2 separate regions of the Mus musculus genome follow, and region 1 is linked to region 2. A link is a loop called in an ENCODE intact Hi-C map of the cell type or tissue named here. Cell type or tissue: left cerebral cortex. All regions are shown on one strand.

Evidence for each region. A loop is a pair of places that touch in the nucleus more often than their neighbours do. Peaks named below come from ENCODE experiments on the same cell type or tissue, not always from the same donor. Only the 100,000 strongest peaks of a DNase experiment are listed, where the experiment ranks them.
Region 1: a loop joins it to region 2, with 11 times the contacts of the local background. A loop is called at or near these places in 9 of 42 quality-filtered maps.

What each region holds. Positions count from the first base shown.
Region 1 is chr15:27,199,635-27,207,634 of GRCm38, reverse strand. No RefSeq gene overlaps it. Among named protein-coding and RNA genes, the nearest start is that of Gm23903, 140 kb to the right of the region's middle. In left cerebral cortex, no CTCF peak of the experiment used is centred here; DNase peaks (open chromatin) are centred at 749 and 3,272.
Region 2 is chr15:26,234,360-26,242,359 of GRCm38, reverse strand. No RefSeq gene overlaps it. Among named protein-coding and RNA genes, the nearest start is that of Gm52201, 50 kb to the left of the region's middle. In left cerebral cortex, no CTCF peak of the experiment used is centred here; no DNase peak of the experiment used is centred here.

The DNA of each region.
Region 1 (8,000 bases), 970 kb before region 2:
TCAGGCACAGAGTGCACAGTTAATTTCCCCATCACTCATCTGGGCGCAGCTATTTATGTTGCCATTTGTCAAGTTAAAGTTGCTTCAATATGTTAACTTCTGGCTAAAAACTAATCCATTACCTCGGAGGCTTTAGTAGCCGGAGATGCTGAAGCAGCTCCAGTGACTTCTCCTGGGCTGTATGGCTCCGGGTGGGGCACACTCATCTATCTCAATGAAGAGTGAACGGACACCCAGATAGCATGGTTTCCTCCATGTTGTCTCTCTCATACTCTCACATTGAAGACTAGCCTAGAGCAGAATTAGGCAGCTGGCCTTTTATAATCAAATCTTATTTTAGCATACGTGTAGATAAATAACAAGGCAGAGATCTCTCACACTTCCTTCACCCTTTTCTTTCACTGGTGACATTTTGAGATAACCAAGGCACAGCACAGCTACTAGAACACAATTTCACAATGGCGTGGCTTCGTCACTGTGTTGAAACTGCATTTCTTTGGATATTGATAGTTTTGCACAAATGCCTCTCTTCCAAGATTCCACCAAGCAGATCTCATTGCCCTTGAGTGCTGTCCCCTCCCCCACTGCACTTCTGTGCTATCCCTGCCTCCATTGTACTTCAGTGCTATCATCCCCAGCCCCTCTTCCTTGAAAAGCAGTTTCAAGATGTTTTCTTGTTTTCCCCACCTTTGTGGAATGCCTTCCATATCAGAAATACCTGCTCTCATCATGGTTAAACAACAGCTGCGAATTGTGGTGTGTGGGAGGTTGGTCTGGTGCTGCTTGCATTTAAATGATAAACACTGGCTCCCAAGAGCTGGTTGCCTGCTATAAGAAGATCCTTATATACACCAAATGATGCTATGTAAACCTTGCTCTCCATTTTAACTGGTCAAAGGCTTTAAAAGGCTAGAGTCTGTGATTAGGCAGGACAGGGAGAAGGTGGGACTTGAGGGACTGAGTGATGGAGTTGCAGGCAGAGAGAAAAGGGAGAAGAAGTAAGAACACAAGAGGGAGGAGAAGGCTGCCACGAGAGGAGATGGACCTTGAGCACACGACCAGGAGAAACAGCAAGTAAGAAGGGCCACAGGGCTGGAATGTAAATTAGAATAGCTCAAAACCTGCCCAAACTAGGCTTACAGCTTGTAAATAAAATACCAGGAGTGTGTGTCTTTTATATAGGCTAGCTAGAATTTATAATTCCTTTTATAAAGGTGAAATATTCTTATTGCATCCTGTAGGGTGGTTGGCAATGATTCATGAAGCTCATTATTAAGCAGGAAGCCTTGCTTTATCCACCTAAGGTGGTGCCTACCAGGGAACCTACCTACCTTCCTTCCTTCCTTCCTTCCTTTCTTTCTTTCTTTCTTTCTTTCTTTCTTTCTTTCTTTCTTTCTTTCTTTCTTTCTTTCTTTCTTTCTTCTTCTTCCTTCTATCCTTCCTTCCTTCCTTCCTTTCTTTCTTTCTTTCTTTCTTTCTTTCTTTCTTTCTTTCTTTCTTTCTTTCTTTCTTTCTTTCTTCTTCTTCCTTCTATCCTTCCTTCCTTCCTTTCTTCCTTCCTTCCTTTTTTTTTTTTTTTTTTTTTAATATTTGCTCCTTATAATTCACTACTCACACCACAACCCCCTTCTTACTCAAAGTGGAGAGTGGTTCCACTTTCCTCCTTAATATAGGTCTCAGGAAAACTTCTGAGAGATTTATATACAACTAAGAAAGCATTCCATTTGTTATTTCCTCCTCCTCCTCCTCCTCCTCCTCCTCCTCCTCCTCCTCCTCCTCCTCCTCCTAATTCTTCTTCTTCTTCTTTTCAAGAAAGGGTTTCTCTGTATTGTCCTGGAACTCACTCTGTAGACCTGGCTGGCCTCAAACTCAGAAATCCGCCTGCCTCTGCCTCCCAAGTGCTGGGATTAAATGTGTGAGCCACCAACTGCCTAGCTTTCGTTATTTCTTTCTTCAGGGCATTGCAGACCCCAGTGTCTGTGTCTAAATTCATTGCTGCTATAGTAATATCTGAGATGATGATTTATAGAAAACATAAGTGTATTTCTTACAGTTTTAGAGGTGGAGAAATCTGAGGTTGTGCTGGTTAGCTTATGTCAACTTGACAGAGGGTCATCTGAGAGAAGGGAAAATGTCTCCCTAAGATCCAGCTGTCGGTAAGCTTGGAAGGGATTTTCTTAGAGACTCACATAGGAGGATCCAATCCATTTTCTATAAGAAAGCATGCTGAGCAAACCATGGGGATCAAGCCAGTAAGCAGCATCCGTCCCTCCAAGGCCTCTGCATCAGCTCCTGTGTCCTGGGTTTTGCTCTGTTTGAGTTCCTGCCCTGACTTTCCCCTGTGATGGACTATATGGAACCATAAGCTGAAATAAACTCTTTCTCACAGCGTTTTATCCCAGCAGTAGGAAACCTAACTAAGACAAGGTCAAGTGACTTTGATTTGGCAATGGCCTTCTTGCTGTGTCATTCACAGAAGAACAGGAACATTGGCCAGGGAAGGAGAGCAGGACGGGAGGGTGAACACTTCCTTCTGTGAGAACTCATTGTGTCGATAACAAATTCAGTCTCCTGGTAACGCTGTTAACTCTTTCTGAATAGCGGAACATTCCTGAACTCAGTGAGTTTTCCACTTGAAGTCTGTGTGGTGCATTCAAATGGTAGCGCTAGCCAATGCCTAACTGTGATTATGAAAGGGGAGACTGCTTCCTGCTATGCTGATTTTACTTATCAAGAAGACTAGCAGGAGGCTCGGCAGGCATCTAATCTTTTCTTTGGCTTCAAGATGGGCCTGGGAGGCAGGAAGAGCAGGGAAGATGGCCCTTCATTTTTGTGAACTATCGCTGGCATTCTGATCATTCTGTTGCCTTTTCCGTTCAGCAAAGGGCACTGTCCCAATACTCACATCTAAGTTTTAATGCTCTTAAAAATAATAAGCCATGGCTCGGGGCTTGCTCTAACTTTCCATTTGAGAGAGAAGCAGGGTAAGATCTGTGGGTGCAGGGTCAGCTTTCCCAGTAGGACAAATATATATACTGGAGATATTTGCCAAATATCTTTCTTTGATGTTGAGATAGCGCCTTGTTTTGATAAGATAGTGCCAGGCATGTGACTGTTGCTAAGAGGGTTGCTCATTTTTCTGCTCTCTTCACACCCTTCATATCAATTAATGGGATATCTTTCCAAATTTGTCTTTCTTTCCTGGTTTCCAGTTTGCTTGCCACTGTAGCTCGATACCTCCCCCCCCACCCCCCACTGTTCTGGGAGACGCTTCAGAGTCATGTGCTACAACCATCCCACTCTGTGCATTTTCTCTGCCTGTAGGAACGTTTGGCAGCAAGAGGAGCAAGCCAAAACGGGAAATAGTTTTGGATGATGTTTTTTTTTTTCAGTAAAGAACTGGAGTCGATGGATAATTGCTTCAACTTCTTTGTCCCTCAGATGGTACAGCCCCACAGCAAGAACTACACTGGTATTATCTGATAGAATGTTCTTGAATCCTGGAAACATTCTATCACCCTTTCAGGGTAGGGCAATCATACAATCAATAATAACACTTGAAGTGTGACTGGCATAGGTGAGAAGCTGAGGTTTCTATTTATTTCAATTCATTTACATTTCAATGGCCCTTTGTGCCTACACTGTGCACAGTTGCTCAGAGGGTCCCCAGAAAGACTGAACACCATTTGTCCATTGTGGTCACATGGTTCCATTCACCTTGCCACCTTAGCTCCCCTCTGTCCCATTTCCTAATTTATCCATAGATCCTATAATCATCTCCCAAATAAACTGTAGGCTTAGACTCCTCTTTGCCCAGAGATTGCTTTGGGTGGATCTCAGCCCTAAAACCATGATCACCCCTTCTAGTTCTCTATCTCTCTTCTGGTGTTTCTGACCCTCTGTCTATTCCCCAGTCACTGTGCATACCAATCTGTTAATGGGAACCTTCCCTGTGCATAGTAGAGGCACAAATACAGTGCCACAAAGAGCAAAACCAAGCCACAAGTGTCCTCACATACTCGGGGGTAGCTCTATGAAATTCTGGTGTGCTCTAGAGAGGAAATACAGAAACATTCTCTCTATTCTTCCTATTTGTTCTGCGTGATCACTGAAATACATAGAAATCGAATTATTTACAACGTTGAGTTTTTGCTGAAGACCAGCTTTGTTCTCCTAAAGGGAAACAGAATGACACACTGCAATAAAAATGGCATATATATTTTTTTTCTCCAAAGACTAAAACTTTTCTTTGTTCAGGAAGTATACTGGCTGGTTTTGTGTGTTAACTCGACACAAGCTGGAGTTACCACAGAGAAAGGAGCCTCCCTTGGAGGAAATGCCTCCATGAGATCCAGCTGTAAGGCATTTTCTCAATTAGTGATCAAGGGTGGGAGGGCCCATTGTGGGTGGTGCCATCCCTGGGCTGGTAGTCTTGGGTTCTATAAGAAAGCAAGCTGAGCAAGGCAGGGCAAGCAAGCCAGTAAGCAGCATCCTTCCATGGCCTCTGCATCAGTTCCTGCCTCCAAGCTCCTGCCCTGTGTGAGTTCCGGTCCTGACTTCTTTTGGTGATGAACAGCAGTGTGGAAATGTAAGCTGAATAAACCCTTTCCTCCCCAACTTGCTTCTTAGTCATGACGTTTTGGGCAGGAAACAAAATCCTGACTAAGACAGGAAGACATGTTGCCATATTACCTTGTTTCTTACTATACAGAGCTCTCTACTTGCTAAGAACCCAGCCTCGGTGCAGGAGATGTGTTCCCTCGAGAAGGCACAGCACAGATAAAGGCAGGCAATATGAGTTTCATAGACCCTTGAAGTTCTCCACCCATGCTCCTGCTTTCTTTCCTGGCCTTGGTGGGCAAGGGCTTGGTGTTTGCTCATACTTATTTCTTGGGTTATTGATATTTTTCATTTCCATCTAATCTGCTGAATTAAAGACCTTCTAATTCAAAGTCTGCTATGAAGATTCTACAGTGGTGCAGGCAGCTTGAACATAAGGGTGGATGGGATGCCTGAATCCCAGTGTGGGAAGCTTGGGAAGTGTTTTGCTTGTTGGCCACAGGATGATACCAAAATGATCAAAAGACAGGTTATTTTGAATGAATATTGGATTCTCTTCTATATTCCTTATTTATTCTAAATATTAGAAAGAACTACACAAAGTTTTAAATTATTCCAAAGTGTGACTTTATACACAGAAAATCTCCAAGAATATCTGGGGAAAATAGAAGAACTCATTTCAGAGGTGAATCCCACACCTGGGCTTGTGTCCAATCCTAGAGCTAGAGTTGTGGAACTGTGGGCAGTGGGGAGTAGCTGGAAGCAGGTGCTATGATCCCAGCAACTTAGGACCTCAGAGAGCGCAACAGTTACCCCATGCCTACCGAGCCATCCCTCTACCTCTAGCCCCAGAATCTGGATTTCTTTATTTTATTTTATTTTATTTTAATTAATTAATTAATTTTTTATTTTTTATTTGTTTTGGTTTTTCAAGACAGGGTTTCTCTGTATAGCCCTGGCTGTCCTGGAACTCACTTTGTAGACCAGGCTGGCCTCAAACTCAGAAATCCTCCTGCCTCTGCCTCCCAAGTGCTGGGATTAAAGGCGTGTGCCACCACGCCAGGCTAGAATCTGGATTTCTTACTATCTCTCTTTTCACTGAGACAACTTTTCCAGCATCCATTTAACATAGTCTCAACATTGGCTTTGAGCAGTGTGACCAACTGGAGGTGTGGACACTTGTTTTCTGAACTTTGTACAGCTAGCTTGGCTTTATCCTCAGCCCAAGATGTAAACGTTTCTGAGAACCCAGGAACAGCAATATATATATGGAAAAAGTTGCCCACTCAGAAACCAAACTGGTTGAGTACACATGGAGTTCTGGAGTTTAGTGAACAATGACACATCAGTGCTGGTTTCTTGTGACACCTTTGACAGCTGTGTAAACACAGTGTCAGGTGTCATCCTTGGGGAAACTGAAATTTCTGTGCAACTTTTCCATACGCTTAAAATCATTTTCTAAAGAATACCGTTTATTCTTAAATTTGCATTTAAAAAAAGTGAAATCATCTTAAAGAATACAAACAGAACTGGAGCACCTCCCCTGTACCATGCTCAGAGCTGTGGTGTACACGCAAGCTGAGACATGGCAGAGCAGGGCTATGGTGGACCCAGATCCACACAGTTCTGCCAAAGGCAAGACTCCAGTGCGGGAGTGTACGGAAGGCATGTGCTGATCAAACGTTCTTTTGGGCTCCTACCTGACACGGTGTAAAAGACAATTCTGAATGGACACTAGATATAAACACAAGAGAATAAACAATGTGACATCTTATTTACTTTAAATTAAAATATATCATTTAATCCTTTTTTCTCACGGTCCCTTTCATGTCCCCAGTTGGTTCCCTCTCAAGTTCATGGCCTCTTTTTCTCAATTGCTATTGACACATACATGCATATATATATATATATATATATATATATATATATATATATATACATACACGGATATACAAACATACATACATACATGCATGCATACATATATATTGTGGTGGTTTGAATGAGGGTAGCTCACATAGGCTCATATATTTAAATGTCTAGTTCCTTCTTGGTGGACTGTTTAGGGAAGGGTTAGGAGGTGTGGCCTTGTTGAAGTAAGTATGATCTTGTTGGAGGATATGTGTCACTATGAGTGCTTTTTTTTTCAAAATCATTTATTTGTTTGATTATTTTATGTGTGTGTGTGTGGGGGGGTGTAAGTGAATGTGTATCCACAGAGGCCAGAAGAGTACATCAGATGGATCTCTTGGAACTGGAGTATATATAGATGGCTGTGAGCGATAATGTCCATGCTGGGTCATTAAACCTGGGTGAATCAAACCCGAGTCTCCTGGAAGAGCAGCCAGTGTTCTTAACCACATTAGCCTTCTCCTTAGCCACTGAGTGAGTGGGCTTTGAGATTTCAAAAAAGCCACACCTGTCTCATTTGCTCATTCTCTCTCTTTGCCTGCAGTCCTGTAGACCAGTATGTGAAACTCTCAGCTACCGCTCCATTACCCTGCCTATCTGCTGCCCTTCCCACCATGATGACCATGGCCAACCCTCTAAGACTATAAGCAAGCCACCCATTAAAAGCTTTATTTTAGAAGAGTTGCCTTGGCCACAGTGTTTTTTCATAGCATATAAACATAAACTTTTTATTCATGGGGTCCTGTGAGCTTTCCCTGTTCCACATTAGCATGTCTATCGGTATTGTTTTGGTGGAGGTCTCATTTAGGTACCCGTAATTGTATAGGCATCATGGGTGTGGCCTCCCTGTAATTTCTAGAGATATAATTTCACTGCAGACTTTCCATTCCTCCGGCTCTCAATTCTCACAGTAGTCTCACCCCTTTGTTCCCAGAGCCTCAGGCTCAGGACTTGTGTTATAGATGATCAGTGTTCTCTGCACGTTGGCCAGTTGTAGCTGCCTGTAATGGTTTCTGTTTCCTGCAATGAGAAGCTTCTTTGATAAGGGGTGTGAGCTACACTTGTTTGTGGGTATAGCAATAAACATTTAGCATGCAGTTGGACCTATGCTGTTTTAGTAAAGCAGGGGCCATAAGTTTTCTTCTAAGATCCATGATTTTACTGGCCCTAGTAAGTTGGGCATGCATATTAATTACTTGTCTATTGCTGTGATAAGACACCATAACTGTGAGCAAGCCCCAATTAAATGTTTTCTTTCAAAAGACTTGCCCTGGTCATGATGCCTCTTCATGGCAATAGAGCATCGACTAAGACATTGATTTAGTGAGTACATATCATGTGAGTTCTTTTGTGATTGGGTTACCTCATTCAGGATGATACACTAAAGGTCCATCCATTTGCCTAGGAATTTCATAAATGCATTCTTTTTAATAGCTGAGTAGTACTCCATTGTGTAAATGTATCACATTTTCTGTATCAATTCCTCTTTTGAGGAACATCTGGGTTCTTTCCAGCTTCTGGCTATTACA
Region 2 (8,000 bases):
TGGATGGATCACAGGGCTCCCAATGGAGGAGCTAGAGAAAGTATCCAAGGAGCTAAAGGGATCTTCAACCCTATAGGTGGAAAAACATTATGAACTAACCAGTACCCCTGAGCTCTTGACTCTAGCTGCATATGTATCAAAAGATGGCCTAGTCGGCCATCACTGGAAAGAGAGGCCCATTGGACACGCAGACTTTGTGTGCCCCGGTACAGGGGAACGCCAGGGCCAAAGGGGGGGAGTGGGTGGGTAGGGGAGTGGGGGTGGGTGGGTAAGGGGGACTTTTGGTATAGCATTGGAAATGTAAATGAGCTAAATACCTAATAAAAAATGGAAAAATAAATAAATAAATAAATAAATTACACCAAAAAAAAAAAAAAAAAGTACTCAAAGATATTAAAATATTAAATGACTCCTAAGATGACACGGTATCTTCTGGAAGCAAGGGTAGAATTGCATTAATTTATTTCACCATTTCATATGGAATTTCTGCCCATCTGCATTACATGTGGACTCCCTACAGTAGGTTACCATCCATCTGAGTCTACAGAATAAATCTTGGCTCTGCTCAAGGCAATGGTCTCTTGTGGCTCTCTTGCTTTACGCTTCTGTGAGTTTTTTAGATAAATAAGCCCATTAGGAGGGAGAAGGGAAATTGCTATCCCTAATGACCTCCTAAAATAATTGTATGGCTCAGAAAGGCAAATGCTTTATTTTTGGGGACATGAAGTCAGCCTCAGTCATTCAAGGTTCTGAAAGTATGATTGATCTTTGGAAAAGATGATATAAGAAAGCAATATATCCCTTTGAATACAGGTCAAAAGTTGAAGACATAGCATCTGTGATTATATCAGAAGTATTATAATAAATCATAACAATTGAGACATTCTGTTCTTCAATGAAATTCTCAGCCTAATAAATAGTTCCAGAATATAAGACCATAATTAAAACTAAGACAAGATTAAAGTATTATATCATACCTTATCCTACCACATTTAGACACTTTGATTAAGTTAAAGGAAAGTTTATTGGCTGCTAAGAATACATAAGTGGTTTTCAATTAATTTGTTACAGATAAAAATAAATAAGTTGTCTCCTCTAAGTAAATTATTTTTTATATTGCATTATTCTCTTTTTAGTCAAATATTTACACTTGAAATTTTTAAATTTTTGTTATTAATTTATCTCATTATTCTCCTAGCATCAAGAGTAATGTACCTTATATTGACACAGTATTTTATTTTCTACTATGCTTTTTTGACCCATATCACCATATATAAGTCTCACATTAATCTTATGAAGTAGATAAGCCAGATATAATTTCACAGATGAAGGAACTGTCACCTCATCCCCAGTCACATGCATAGCATTGGGACTAGGGGGAAATTCTGATAGTCTGATATTTAGCCTAGCGCTCTTTGAAACTCATCAACGATTCCAAACTCAGAAAATAAATCTCTCTCTGACTTTTCCAGAAATGAGCATTGGATTTGCAGGGGGTTTGCAGAGTCGGAATTGCTTGCTGACTTTTGATCACACCTTTCTTTTTGCCATTTCAAAACTGAAATGGCAAAGCTTGGGAAGGTGTCCAAGTTCTACGCAATGAAAACTTTACTTCTTGGGGTTTGGGAAGTCCACTTGATTTTTTTCAAAGTATGGAAAACTGTCACTCATGCAAAATTCATAAGACAAATAAAATTTTAAAACTTCCAAAGGTGGCTAAGTTATAACCTCAAAAACTGTTTCAAAATGCATCACTGGTCTTCTGCATCTGGCCAATGCAATACCAAAAACACCCTCTCACATGAAGCAGCTATAAAACTGGACAATAAAATAAAATAAAATAATTATTTTCAGATGCTAGGAAAGAGACAACGTAGTTCTCTGAATCCACAGTAAAGAAACTGTAAGTTGAGCCTCTTGGGGACCAGAAACCCATCTATAAATACTGGTCAAATGACAGTGCTTCAGGGAGCTGTGTCCTGAGACCACAGTTAGGGCTCTGAACACTGCTTTTCTTTCCCGGGGAAATGTGTTGCTCTTTCTTCTTCATGCTGACTCTTGGCAGGTTCCCTAATGAAAGAGACCACCCCATGCAGAACACCAAGCTCCACCCTGGTCAATTTATTCCTCTGACCTTCATTCACTTATTGCATTTGCCATGGCCTGTCTTTAAGTTCTTTTATCTGTTTGTTTGTGTTCTGTTTCCCACTAGACTGGAAATTTCACAGTAATGCAACTCTGATTTCACTACTGCTACACCTGTGCTCCTGGCACAATAGACTGAATCTACAGGATTCAGTTGTTGAACAAGATCATTTGTGCTCATATAAATATTATTTTCATGCTCAAATATATCAGTGTTGGGAGCCAAAGAGTCAAAGAGTGGCCTATTAATAAGCATGTAATATAAGTAGGCAAAACCAAGCTACCTTAGAGGAAAGGAGGAGACACTAACGAGAAGAGAAATTAGATAGCAAAGCTCTTTGTCGTTGTCACTTTGTTTAGAGTTTATGTTCTTGAAAGCACCATGTCATTTTCCAAATGCCATACAGTTTTCTCAGTGATGTTCTTCAGGTATTGAAATGAGGCTGTATGATATCATCAGCCAAGAGTCATGCTAAGCTGATCCTACATCACACTTTCTGGTACATTAGAATTCATCTTCCTCCCTTTATGCATTCAACAAATATATGTTAACACTTTGTTGGAAGTTGTTTCAGTGTTTTGATTCAATTGGGAATCTGCATGTCCAAATGCTAAAGGTCCTTGCCCCCAATCGGTTCTTGATCAATTAACAAAGAAACCAGCAGCCAATGGTTGAGGAAAGGGAAATGTGGTGAGGCCCTTAGAATTGTGTATGCTAAGACACAGAAGAGGGGAAACAGAGAATTGCCATGAGTTGGGGAAAGGGGATGGGACATAGGAGCTATAGAAGAGAAAGCCAACCAGCCATGTGAGAACTCAGGTGAGTGGCTATTGGACACTTTCCTGATTGGGCCTGAGGTAGCAGGGGAAGGTTTAGGAGTCTCCAGCCTTTGAGGTAGCCAAGGAATTTTGAAAATAAGCTAACGTGTGCATGTGGTGTGTGTGTGTGTGTGTGTGTGTGTGTGTGTGTGTGTGTGTGTGTGTGTGTGTGTATTTCATTTGCTGATCCAAACATAGCTCCTGGGCAGGTGCACAGGTGTAATTTACCAGGAGCCAAAGCTGTGTAGCCAAACTCACCACTACAACACTTTGTATGAGTCAAGTGTAAAGACGTCCAATGTCGAGGACCAGCACAGGATGGACAAAGCCAACAGCATATTGAGAGAAGCAGATCTGAAAGCAAGTATGGAGAAGATGGGCTAGCATGAAGTAGATATCTGTATTAAGAAAACGCAGCAAAAGGATGTTTAACCTAGACCAGCTATTGGAAAAACAAGAAGAAAGCTATTCGTATGCTGAGCTCAAAAACATGTGCTCATTTTGTATGAAGAAGAGAGGCAAAGAAATCAGAAAAGGCCATAAGTCCAAAGCAAAGAGACAAAAAAGCTCAAACTGCAGACATCTACAGGAAGTTCTTCCATGTTGGAACAAAAGAAACAGAGGGATAAGTAAAAGGCCAGATCAGAAACGTGGCATGCTCTTGAGAATTTTATATTTCAAAATTAGTAGCTGTTGGAATAACAACATGACCAAACTTAGACCATTGCAAAAATATTCTAACAGGCCATTAAAGAAATAGATATTTTTATAGACTGTTGCTTGAGATCAATCCAAAACAATAAGAGTCTGATCCAAGTAAAGAATGGTAAGGAGACAGGGGATACATAATAGATCAGGGGCAAAATTAGTCATGACTCTTAGTTGTTGATCAAATGTCAAATGTCAGAGTCAAGGAAAAGATGGGTTTTCTGAGAAGATGGCTTTGTGAATGGGTATGTCCACACTTAGAGATTCATTGGTGGCTATTATGTATGTTAGTGGTGTTTATATATCTCAAACTCGGGAAAGGCCTAAGGACCAAAATCTAGCTTTCCTCACAGTTGAAACAAGTATACAAACATGTTTATCTTTATGTGTTATAAAGCCATGGGAACACATGAAGTAACGAGAAAGCAGCAAAGGCTATTACCTTAAAGTAGTGTTCTGGTTGGAATTTCATTGCTGTAATAAAGACCATGACCGGAACAAGTGGGTCTCTGACTCTTGTGTCTGTTCTTGGGACTCTTCCTCCTGTGGGTTATCACGTCCAACGTTGCTATGATTTTTTTTTTCATCTTATTGTAGTTTATTGTGTAATGTTTGATTGTCATCTCTTGGAAGTTTCTTGTTTTCTAATGAAAGACATAAAAGGGAATGTAACCAGATGGGAGAGGAGGTGAGTAGGAACTAGGAAGACTAGAGATAGGGTAAACTATATAACTTTATCTATTTTCAGTAAAAGAAAAACACTAAAATAATAATAATAGTAATAATAATAATAACACATACCACATACCACATAATAATAACAACAAAATAAAACAGAAAATCTACTCAGTGGTACAAGTACAATAGAGCTACAATGTTGTAATTCTTTAGAGTAAGTAAACATTGATCTACAGCTATATGTGTTTAGAAAAGACAGAGGCCTCTTTATGGAATTCACTCCCTCTAATAAATTAAAAGTAGAAAAAAATTAAATGAATGAATGAGTATCATGACCAAAAGAAATCTAGGGAGAGAAGGGTTTATTTGGTTTGTAGCTTACAGTCCATCATCAAGGGATGTAACAGCAAGTGTTCACTGCAGGTACCTAGAGGCCAGAACCAAGGCTGACATCATGGAGGAATGTTGCTTACTGGCTTGCATCCTCTGGTTTAATTATCTGCCTATCTTATACAGACCAGCCCTACCTACCTAGGGATGGCACCAACCACACTAGGCTGGACCCTTCTACATCAACTAACAATTAAAAATGCTTTGCAGACATGGCCATAGGCCAATATGATCTGAGAAATTCTTCAGTTGATGTTTCCTCCTCCTGGGTGACTCTAATCTTATGCCAAGTTGACAGCTGAAGATATCTCAAACAAGTAGCAAAATGTAAATTTCAAGTAAAATATGTATCTATGATTTCTGTATAAGCAAACATCTTTTCTTACTCCAGATCCAAGTTGTATGTAACAAATTATGACATGGATTTCAAACATGAGTCCTCTTTGAAATGAGAGAAATAACCGAAATAATAGAGACACCAATAATAAATATCTATCAATCATAAAACATGGCAAATTCTATGAAGATGTGCTAGTGATAGGGGCTCTGTATCTTCAACAAGAATCACTTTTCCTTCAGCCTGACTTTTATAACAGACGACGTTATGGACAAACTCCACTCCCAACACCTCCTCCTAACCTACTTAATCAGCATACTGTGTGATATTAGAATGTGCATCAAAAATCTCATGATTACTCTTCAACAGTTTGATAAATCCAGAGTGAATTTAACTGTGATTGGTATTAAGTTGTCTGCTGTCTCCTGGAGGTGAAGGAATTTGAGCATTGTTTGTTTGTTTTAAGGATTTATTTTATTTTACATACTTTTTATGTATGTGTATGTGAATATATGTATACAAGTACCATAGAGGCCAGAAGTGGGCATAAGGCCCCAGAAGCTGGAATTACACATGTTTGTGTGCCACTTGATGTGGATGCTAAAATCTAAATGCCAGTTGTCTACCTCTCCAGGCTACTGGTTGTAAAGTTTTATAGCATTTGCGAGGATAAGATAATTGATATTCTTTTTCATAAAGAGTGCCCAAATTGTGAAAAGCCTTGAAGATATGGGCACAGGGGAAAAATTCCTGAATAGAACAGCAATGGCTTGTGCTGTAAGATTGAGAATTGACAAATGGGACCTAATGAAACTCCAAAGCTTCTGCAAGGCAAAAGACACCGTCAATAAGACAAAAAGACCACCAACAGATTGGGAAAGGATCTTTACCTATCCTAAATCAGATAGGGGACTAATATCCAACATATATAAAGAACTCAAGAAGGTGGACTTCAGAAAATCAAATAACCCCATTAAAAAATGGGGCTCAGAGCTGAACAAAGAATTCTCACCTGAGGAATACCGAATGGCAGAGAAGCACCTGAAAAAATGTTCAACATCCTTAATCATCAGGGAAATGCAAATCAAAACAACCCTGAGATTCCACCTCACACCAGTCAGAATGGCTAAGATCAAAAATTCAGGTGACAGCAGATGCTGGCGTGGATGTGGAGAAAGAGGAACACTCCTCCATTGTTGGTGGGATTGCAGGCTTGTACAACCACTCTGGAAATCAGTCTGGCGGTTCCTCAGAAAATTGGACATAGTACTTCCGGAAGATCCAGCAATACCTCTCCTGGGCATATATCCAGAAGATGTCCCAACCGGTAAGAAGGACACATGCTCCACTATGTTCATAGCAGCCTTATTTATAATAGCCAGAAGCTGGAAAGAACCCAGATGCCCCTCAACAGAGGAATGGATACAGAAAATGTGGTACATCTACACAATGGAGTACTACTCAGCTATTAAAAAGAATGAATTTATGAAATTCCTAGCCAAATGGATGGACCTGGAGGGCATCATCCTGAGTGAGGTAACACATTCACAAAGGAACTCACACAATATGTACTCACTGATAAGTGGATATTAGCTCAAAACCTAGGATATCCAAGATATAAGATACAATTTGCTAAACACAAGAAACTCAAGAAGAATGAAGACTGAAGTGTGGACACTATGCCCCTCCTTAGAATTGGGAACAAAACACCCATGGAAGGAGTTACAGAGACAAAGTTTGGAGCTGAGACGAAAGGATGGACCATGTAGAGACTGCCATATCCAGGGATCCACCCCATAATCAGCTTCCAAACGCTGACACCATTGCATACACTAGCAAGATTTTATTGAAAGGACCCAGATGTAGCTGTCTCTTGTGAGACTATGTCGGGGCCTAGCAAACACAGAAGTGGATGCTCACAGTCAGCTATTGGATAGATCACAGGGCTCCCAGTGGAGGAGCTAGACAAAGTACCCAAGGAGCTAAAGGGATCTGCAACCCTATAGGTGGAACAACATTATGAACTAACCACTACCCTGGATCTCTTGACTCTAGCTGCATATGTATCAAAAGATGGCCTAGTTGACCATCACTGGAAAGAGAGGCCCATTGGACACACAAACTGTATATGCCCCAGTACAGGGGGACGCCAGGGCCAAAAAAAAAAATGGGAATGGGTGGGTAGGGAAGTGGGGGGGAGGGTATGGGGGACTTTTGGGATAGCATTGGAAATGTAATTGAGGAAAATATGTAATAAAAATATTAAAAAATAAAAAGAGTTCCCAAATTGTACCAACTTCAAGATCTACACAGCTGGCTCCACTACTAGGTAAGGACCATAAACCCAGTGTCACAGGAAATAGATTAATAAAGTTAATGCAATATTTGTGCTGGTTATTATAATGTTAACTTGACACAAGCTTGTAATATTTGGGGAGAGGAAACCTCAATTGAGAAAATGTCCTGACCAAATTAGCCTGTGATGTCATTTTCTTGATTGATGTTTGATGTGGGTGGGTCCAAGCCATTTTGTGGGTGGTGCTAACTCCTGTGCTGGTGGTCCCGTGTTCTATAAAAAGCAATGAGCAAGTTATGGGGAGCAACCCAGTAAGTAGCACTTCCCCATGGCATCTGCTTCAGTTACAACCTCAAAGTATCTGCTTTCTTGTGTTCCTGTCCCAACTTCCCTCAGTGAGGGAACTTTAGGAACTCACACAATATGTACTCACTGATAAGTAGATATTAGCCCAGAAACTTAGGATACCCAAGATATAAGATACAACTTGCCAAACGCATGAAATCCAAGAAGAACGAAGACCAAAGTGTGGACTCTTTACCCTTTCTTAGAAATGGGAACAAAACACCCATGGAAGGAGTTACAGAGACAAAATTTGGAGCTGTGACGAAAGGATGGACCACCTAG